Regions from separate parts of the Homo sapiens genome. Here regions 2 and 3 are each linked to region 1. A link is a contact called in ENCODE Hi-C or POLR2A ChIA-PET data. All regions are on one chromosome and are shown on one strand. The core of a region is the stretch at or near the end of the contact, and the rest is flanking DNA. Distances in the headings are between cores, read along the strand shown. Region 1 overlaps ZNF608 (zinc finger protein 608). Region 2 overlaps LINC01170 (long intergenic non-protein coding RNA 1170). Region 3 overlaps LINC01170 (long intergenic non-protein coding RNA 1170).

What was found. Hi-C counts contacts between places; a loop is a spot of excess contacts on that map. ChIA-PET counts read pairs that join two places held with the same protein, here RNA polymerase II (POLR2A). Pooled maps may share reads with other maps.
Region 2: a loop to region 1 is called in a map of OCI-LY7, with 3 times the contacts of the local background. The contact joins two enhancer-like sites. A Hi-C loop is called at or near these places in 1 of 168 maps with a recorded cell type or tissue (OCI-LY7), 2 of 37 single-sample maps with no recorded cell type and 4 of 50 pooled maps.
Region 3: a loop to region 1 is called in a map of heart right ventricle, with 4 times the contacts of the local background. The contact joins two enhancer-like sites. A Hi-C loop is called at or near these places in 2 of 168 maps with a recorded cell type or tissue (heart right ventricle and right cardiac atrium) and 5 of 50 pooled maps. POLR2A ChIA-PET finds 5 or more read pairs at or near these places in 1 of 52 experiments (OCI-LY7).

Annotation. Positions count from the first base shown.
Region 1 is chr5:124,653,998-124,656,910 of GRCh38, forward strand. All of the region lies in intron 3 of ZNF608 (zinc finger protein 608), which reads right to left. Among named protein-coding and RNA genes, the nearest start is that of ZNF608, 91 kb to the right of the region's middle. Within about 2 kb of position 1,439, at least 19 of the 41 ENCODE cell types and tissues checked have a DNase peak (open chromatin) inside an H3K27ac peak, as active enhancers do; they include OCI-LY7, where a contact is called at or near this core.
Region 2 is chr5:124,161,465-124,164,377 of GRCh38, forward strand. All of the region lies in intron 4 of LINC01170 (long intergenic non-protein coding RNA 1170), which reads right to left. Among named protein-coding and RNA genes, the nearest start is that of LINC01170, 280 kb to the right of the region's middle. Within about 2 kb of position 1,472, at least 5 of the 41 ENCODE cell types and tissues checked have a DNase peak (open chromatin) inside an H3K27ac peak, as active enhancers do; they include OCI-LY7, where a contact is called at or near this core.
Region 3 is chr5:124,340,808-124,343,720 of GRCh38, forward strand. All of the region lies in intron 4 of LINC01170 (long intergenic non-protein coding RNA 1170), which reads right to left. Among named protein-coding and RNA genes, the nearest start is that of LINC01170, 96 kb to the right of the region's middle. Within about 2 kb of position 1,409, at least 7 of the 41 ENCODE cell types and tissues checked have a DNase peak (open chromatin) inside an H3K27ac peak, as active enhancers do.

The DNA.
Region 1 (2,913 bases), core at 189-2,688:
TATTTTCCAGCCATCTTGTTAAAAAGTTGTTCCTTGTGTTAAACTAAATTTGTCTTTGAATACCTTGGTCCTGGCTGAGCCTCCTGATACCCTGCAGATGCAGTCCACCCATCATCCACTCAACAGCCTTTCATCCAGGCAAGGATAATGACCATGTTGGCATTCTCCCCACCTCCTGCTCACTGTCTTTTTCCTATTTTTTTTTAATGAGATGGGCTCTCAGTATGTTGCCCAGGGTGGTCTTGAACTCCTGGCCTCAAGCAATCCTCCCCCGTCAGCCTCCCAAAATGCTGGGATTACAGTGTGACCCACCACACCCAGCCTCTATGTCTTCTTTACTCTCCAGCCTAGACAAGTTTCTTCAACCGTTCTTCATGTCACATTTTTAATTCCCCTAAAAGAAACCTTGAAGATGCCTTAGTCCAAATCCCTAGGGAAAGTTAAAGTTCCTAATGAATTAGAAGCAAATGGAGACAAATGCAAAGGTTCTCACTTCTGTGAATCCTTGCCCTAGACACACGCATACCAGGCACACTGCCAAAAGACAGCCATTCTCTCCTGGATCCCCACAGCACTGCATACACAGTTCTTGCCCTGATGGAAACGTACGAGCCATGTTTCCCTCCCCTTTCTGAGCTCACAACTAGACTCCTTCTCAGCCTCCCTATCAGTCCGATGCAGCCATGTGACTGAGTCCTACAGAAAGCAAGTGAGAGAACTGATGAATGTGGGCCACTTCCAGGCCTGGCCCATAAGAACCTCTCATCCCTTTCTGTCTGGCTGCAATGGAAATGGCTATTGTGATCTCGAAGTCCTCAGGATAAAGGTGGCAGAGTCTCCTTCATCTGGGACCCTGAATGACAAGGAGAACTTCCCAGGTCTGAACTTAAGGCTATTTGTCCTACCGTAATACATGGCCCCCATAATATTTTACTCTGCTTGTATACACAGTATGCCTAACTCTTCCAACTAGATGACACTCCTTGAAAATAGGAGCAGTGTCTGCACCCACAACCCCTGGCGGCACAGTGGCTACCTAATAGTGAGAATTCATTAAACACCTAGGAACTAACTACACGAGGACTGACGAGAGAGAGAGTCTAGACTGAATCCTACTCAGTGACTTCCTTTTATTACTACCATACTTTTTCAATAAGCATAATCTCCCACTAGTTTTATAGATGATAGACATTCTCTGTGGAGAGGCTTTGCTCCCAAGATGTTATAAATGTGGTTTATGAATTATTATTTCTGGTATTTGTGAAGCTGTTTCCTCAAGAACGGGGCAAATGCCTGATTTCCCAGTGGATTGACATAATTCTGTTTGTATTGAGTTTAAAGACTGCTTCAGAGTCTTTAAAGTGCCTCATCCCCGGGACAGAAGTCTTTGCCAAGCATCGCAAATGCTGAGTTTGGAATCAGACAGAAGTTTTTTTGAACTCTCTCAGACTACCACATCTGGATGCATTTGATGTGCATCCAGGCAGAAAACAGAAACCTCATTCGAATAACACCAAATGGTAACCCATTCATGCCATATGCCTTTAAAAAAGAAAGTTTACACATTTCTTTCCTTTTATATATTTTTTTCTAGTGAAACATTGGTGACAAAATGTCACAATATGCTGATTTCATGAGTACAGGATAAAATTCATATATTTCAGATATCATATTACCCTCCATTTTTACACAACGTGACTATTGTGCAAGGTATGATTTATCACCATTTCTTTGTTCAGGACTCCCTCCCCCCATTATTATGTTGTCGTCACTCTGTGGTATTCAATACTGGTACTTTGTAAAGGCTGAATCTTGTATAGCACAAGCTTCGCTGTTCCAGCCTCGGAGCTTATAACCTTCAGACAGATCCTTCTTCAAATATAATTATTTGGGAAAATTTAAAATGTACAACTAAGGTTGCTCATAAAATACCTGCCAGCCAAAAATCAGAGGGACTTTCCCATTACCTGTGCCAAGTATATATAGAGCACTAGGACAGGAAAAGTAAGTGTTGTCACATGACCATAAAATGCAGTATGTTTTTTTTTTAAAGAGCCCTACCGCTGGGCTGAATGTTTGAAGAGTCACTTTAAACACATCCTGTAATCAAACCATCTGGAACACAGTGCTGCGATTAGTCACCCTGAACATAGGGCTTTATCTGAACAAATAGTGTATGGCAATGGAGCTTGGGAGATAGGGCAGTACTAACAAAAGGAAGTGTAATGAAACACTTTATGCCCTAGTGTGCCGCCACCCCAGTCATAAACCCCAGAGACACACTGCTCTGGTGTTAATGTACTACTTTATGAAAGCACAGTGAGCTTAAAGATTAAAGGACTGAAGGGCTAAAAATTGCTGGTTTGGATAGATCTTCTCTGTCAGCGGCTGGAATATGTTGGCATCACTCTATCTGCGTTAATTATAACCTCTCAGATGACAGTTGAGCATTCCTATTAGGGTTTGGTGTTATTTTCAGGGCATTAGGAACAGGGTTTGTTTATGGGAGGGTAGTTACGATTCTTGGTTTGCCAGAGGTTAATCTGAACACAGACTTGTTTTTGGTTCATCTAAACCCAATCCACATACAACGACAACAAAAAATGAAACCTTAAGCAATAACAAAAGCAATGGAAAAATGCTGTTCTACTCTGCATTTTAAAACATGATAATCTTTCTTACTTGACTGTACTTATCTCTTTCAAAAGTACATTTGGTCATTGGTATACAATCTATGGAAATCCTTTTTTAAAAAAAAAATCTGAAAGGATTTTCCCCCTAAATACACAGAATAAGCCCTAAACACACACACACACACACACACACACACACACACACACACACACACACACACAGCTAAAGAAACCTTGTTTCCCCATGGGCCTTATGGTTTAATACACAAAAGAACACAGA
Region 2 (2,913 bases), core at 222-2,721, 490 kb before region 1:
GCTGGCTTGAGCAAACAAAGAGAACTTACTGGCTCACATTACAAAAAAAAAAAAAAATTCTGGATAAACTGCATTCAGGAGCAGCTGGACCAGACAGAACTCAGTAAGTATCAAGGCTCCATCTCTGCACACGACGGGTATGATGTCCCCTAACAGCCCCAGAGTCCCATCCTGCTAGCTTTGTAACGCCTGCAGAAAGACAAAATGTGCAACTTCTACCCATACCATCTCCCTTCTCTTGGACCATGTGCCCAGCCTTGGACTAATCTTTGTTTCCAGGCAGGTAGGGTACAAGTAAGTCATCTGCCCACCCTTAGAGCAGCACTATTGTGAACTAGATAAGAACAGAAGTCTGGAGACACAATACCCAGGTTTGGATCTCACTTTCACCACTTAACTAGCTGCGTGACATTAGGCAAATCATTTAGCCAAACTGTGCCAAACGGATTAAACTGAGTTTATACATGTAAGGCATTAAGACTAGCACCTGACACCTAATAACCACCGTGCTGACAACTATGATGAAGAGCAGAATGATGGTAGTGGGGATAAGGAGGAAGAAGATGCAGAAAAGGAGAAATCAGGGACTGGTAGCCCCACCAGAAGTACATGGACTAAAGGAAGGACGATCTTGAAAGGAACTCGGGTTCATGGCAGAAAACAAGAACAATGAAAACTAGCAATAACTAGCAGATATTTGTTTGTAGCCCCTACACCAACCTGTTATGCCCTGCTTTGTTCCCTAATAGAAGTCCACGTAGTTTGGGTGCTAGAAATATAAAACCTGGAATGTGATAAGTAAATCTCTGTGGATATCCTTGGTGTTATAAATGTGCTGCTTCTCTGCTTTTAAAAATAAAGCATTTGGGCCAGGCATGGTGGCTCACACCTGTAATCCCAGCATTTTGGGAGGCCAAGGCGAGCGGATCACATGAGGCCAGGAAATGGAGACTAGCCTGGCCAACATGGTGAAATTTTGTAAAAATACAAAAATTAGCCACGAGTGGTGGCATGAGCCTGTAATCCCAGCTACTTGGGAGACTGAGCCAAGATCGCACCGCTGCACTCCAGCCTGGGTGACAGAGTGAGACTCTGTCTCTAAAAAATAAAATAAAATAAGTAAAATAAAATAAAGCAAAACAAAATAAAATAACATCTTGACCTAGTAAAGGCATTGTTTAGGACTTCTCCAAATAACTTCCCATTTGTAATGCTCATCAATTTGTACATGACTAAAGGAATGATACGCATGATTGTGTTGCAGGATGGAAAAAACCTACCTCAGACATATCTTTTTAAAAAAAATAATGTCAATCCCCCCAAACTTCTTTCCTACAGGAAATGAACTGCACGTCAGCTGTGCAGGCAGGGAGAAAGGAGGTGGAAGAGGCAAGGGAGCAAGAAAGGAAGGAGGGAAGCAAAATAAACCCACTCCTGTGTAGAGCGTTGGAAATGTGGCACTAACAAAGACTTCCTGTTCCACATAGAATCAGCGCTGGCAGAGGCGGCATGCAGGGCTGTGGGTGTACTCAGCTGTGCAGAGCTGATTATAGAAGATGAAAGGGCTTGGCAATTTATTTCATCTCACACTGAAGCACTGCTGACAACTGAAAGTGAGGACAGAAGGATTCATTTGTTCAACTTCTGTTTTAAAAAACAGACTTCAAATGATACCACAGAGAAAAAGGAGGAAACGCTGCAGTGTAATAAAATGTCTATTTTTAAAAAACACACTAGCTGCAGCATTTTTATTTCATAGGTGGGTTTGAAGGCAAAGGGGTTGGCTTTTTTGTGGTTGTTATCAATTCCAGGGAATGTGACATGCACGCAGGATCAATTACTAATCAAATAGACCACGTTCACCTAATCTGACCAAAGCTCTCGTGTACATTCATCCTTGAGTCCAAAGATGAGTCACAGTGAGGAAAACCTAACCCTGCAGTGTTTAAATACTTCCTATGCAGGATCTTTATACTAAAACTGAATAAATGTATGATATATGATGGAGAATCTATTTTAAATTTTATAATCCTGGTCATCTTAATTTTTAGTTCACAAATTCAGATTTTCTTCATTTATCTATATGATTGCGTTTGCTTGAATTTTTGGAAGAAAATGTTATATTTCCTTTTAAATAAAATGTGTTATGACTTCTCATCAGCATATTTAATGTTTGAGAATGAGGAATATTTTTCAGTTCAAAGACTCATATAAATTATTGTGAAATCTAATCTACCTAGCAAAGTGGTCTTATCCCAAAAGATTTATAGAGATGGGTAATATCCCATACTGGTAGCACATTAGTTATTTATGATTAATATACAAATACAAATGTTAATGAAAAAGATTTTTAAAAAATTCTTCCTATAATCATTAAAATTAAACTATCAGTAACATGAGCATATTAGCCTTAAGCAATTTCTTAAGCAATTCAGGTAAATGATTGATTCCTTTCTTTGTAATTTATATCAGAAATTTAGTCATATTTACTATTTTAAATATAGGTTTTCTTTGGAGGAACACACCAGAGCAATAGAAATGGAAAAGATTACAGCTAAAATACATTCTCTAGCTCCCCTAGGCCTCTAGAAACCATTAAATTTAAGAGTTCATTTTCTAGCAATATATTTGGAGCACCTGCTGTGTGTCAGGCACTGTTTTAGGTACTAGGAATAACAGCATTTACCAGGAGCTTCTGTTACCAAGCTCACTGTGTGAGGCTGGCAGGTTTACCCTGTCTCACTCCAGGAACAACATCCACATAGACAACAATGTGAGGGGTCTGCCTGGAGTTGGGCAATGCACAGCCCTGCTTATGGTCTAACAGAAAATGTAGAAGTAAACTAACAGGAAATCAGATAAGAGTAAGAATTCAATGTAGAAAATAAAAACCCACAGGTAGCACCATAAAGG
Region 3 (2,913 bases), core at 159-2,658, 310 kb before region 1:
TCTTCCTCACATTCAGAAATACTCTCAGGTTAGGCTTGCAGTGTGAGAGGTCTGTAGAATCTATGGCATTATCAAGAAAAGCAGTTCACCTTGATAGCATATCCCAGAGAGAAGACAGCATCTTTTGAACTGTGCGAAGTGACTGGTCCAGAAAGTATCCATGAAAATTAACATCCTCCCCCAGAGAGAAAAAGACATGTTAGGAAGCAAGATTAACAAACCTTTGTGTCGTTCAAAAATTAATCAACACACAGTTTAAACTCACATCAAAATAAAAAAATTTTTAAGCACCTTTCCTAGAAACTCAGGCCAGAGGATAGGGAAGAGATTTTTCTTTCATTTTCTTTCTCTGAAATCAGTCATTTGAAATCAGATGACTGATTTCAGAACAACTACTGAGTGTTGAACAATAAGACATTCAAAGACCAAAACTAGAGAGTCATTTTTTTCAGCACAACACCCTCGGGTAGCTGTTCGCTGTCTCTGGCAGACAAAATTATTTTCCAGTGGCTCCTGGAGGACCATCTATAAACAAATTAGAAATTTCAAAGGGTTTGTTTTCTGCCTTCTGGCTGCCAGTAGGAGCCATTCCCTTTGTGTCCTTCATATGAAAAAGTAATTTAACAAAGAAAAAAAGAGAGAGAGCTCCTTGGCTCAAAACAGACAAGCAAGTACACCTCCTTCCCCGCCCTTCTGTGTTTCCCCTCTGTCCATTGTCACGTTTGGTCAGTTTTCTGTCAAAACAACTTTTATTGTACGCAGCTTTCAGTCCTGCAGAGCTCCAGGAGCTTGGGAGACAAGCCATTTTCCTACAGCAATTTCATCAATAAGAAAAAAATGGAAAATGAGTACTGATTTATGGCTGATTCTTCATAACAAATAGCAGCAGCCAGTAAACGCCCACCCAGCTATGTAGGAAGGAAAAGTTAAGTGCGTCCATCCCCACCCAGTTCAGATGCAGACCCAAGCAAGTACAGCCTCAAAACAAAAGAGAGCTTTCTAAGCATTTCACAACAGCTTGTCAAGTAATGCACAAGGACATATTTCAAAGGAAAGAAAAAAATCAATTCTGCCGCATACTAACTCAGAGCTGGAGTGAGGCTTAATATCTACTAAAAAAAAAAAACCGTTATTCCCCAAAATATCCACCAGTATATAGGTATAAGAAATGTGTTATGCTCCACATGAGGACATTAGCACAATTGCTCCCAGGTTCCTGATAAGGAAACTGAGACCTGAACAGTAGGGAGAATATGTCTATAGTGCCATGGCAAACTGTCTTGAAGACAGGACCAGCAGGCCAGGGGCACTGCTCTCTGTGTTATGTGCTCTAAAGTCAACATATGGAGAATAAGAGGCTTTCCTGAGTTTTTGGCATGAAAAGTCCATTTTCTCATTATTATCTTAGTTTTCATTCTCTGGGATTGATTTGGGGCTTGGCTGGCAGTCAAGAGCTGAAGAACAGGAGGTTCACAAACACAGCTATTTCTAGTATGCTGATACTCTCTACTAATCATGGTTTAAGTGGCATGCCAAATCTAGACTTTGCTTTCTTGGGCCCCATTCAGAGGTTTGCACTTTGAGGTGAAAAGGTCTTAAAAGCCTTCCTAGCACACTGCATTTCATTTAAGGACATTCTTGGCTCGGGAAATCCAATTTGAAGCTATTGGTAGTATGCCAATAAAAAAAAATTACTATGTGGCCTTAATTCAGTTCTGGACATTTTTTAGAAACATAGTTTGGCATGCCTTTATTTTCTAATTCTATGTCTGTAAAATCTCTGGATTCTGTGGGTAGATTTCTAGCAGCAATTCCAGGCTTGGGGTCAAGAAAAGAATGAAAAAATGACCTTTAGGAGTAAAGGCTTCAAGAGTCAGAGCCCACGTCCAGCGTGCACTGTGTGCATGCATGTGTGTATGCGTGTGCCTGTTGCTGCGGGAGGCGGAGGTGAGCATGGGGTAGAGCGCTAGTGAACGAAGTGCTGTAGCACAGAAATGTGATGCTCCAGTTTGGCTAAGGTTCAAATACAACTTCACTCTAGAGCCCTGATTAAGCAAATGTTTAGAACAATATTCAAGTCATAAGCATCAAAAAAAAAACAATCATTTTCCCACTGCCCAGTTGAAATACTTTAACTCACCCTCAAACATGTGCCCTCCATACATGCTCCCAAATGCATGTCTAGGAGCCAGCTAAGAAACAAATATTTAAAATTAACTTACTTTTTGAAATAGCATTCACAGAAAATGTATTCCTCATCTGTTTCCCATGAATGAGATGAATCCATCCTTTTCTGCATGTGTTAAAGTAAAGCATAATCTTGAAAGTAGAGAAAAGGAATCAGTTTTCAATGAAAGTATTTATAGTACTTGGGCTGAAATAATTGACCTAGGTTCAAATGACTAATAGAGAACAGACAAATATTTCTTCCCTTCCCCCAATAACGTAAAAGAATACAGTATTATGGTGAAGACAAGATTTAATAAGCCCAAACACATGTATTCTAAGGAAGATGAAATGTAAGTCACAGAGGGAGTCTTGGTAGTATATTCAATACCATACAGCCATTTTACAAATTGTTTATTTCCTTTACCAGATGGACCCTTTTAAATTTCCTCTCTGTGTACCTTAGTCCTAATGGAAAACCCACCTGAATTGCTTCAACGTCTGCACAGCCCTTTCTGGGACCCTGGCTGGCGCAGCGCATGCAGAGTTAACGCCAACCTTGAGCAGCTCTCTCTGCCCTGAGTAAGGTTATTAAACAGGAACATTTGACTCACAATTTGTTCTCCTCATGTTAAGTAGATTGCAATAACTCAGCTGTCCAGGATCTGTTTATCAATGCTCTGTGGCTTTCAGCAGCAAATATTTTATAACCACTAAGTAGATGTTCAGACCACTCATCAAATGAAA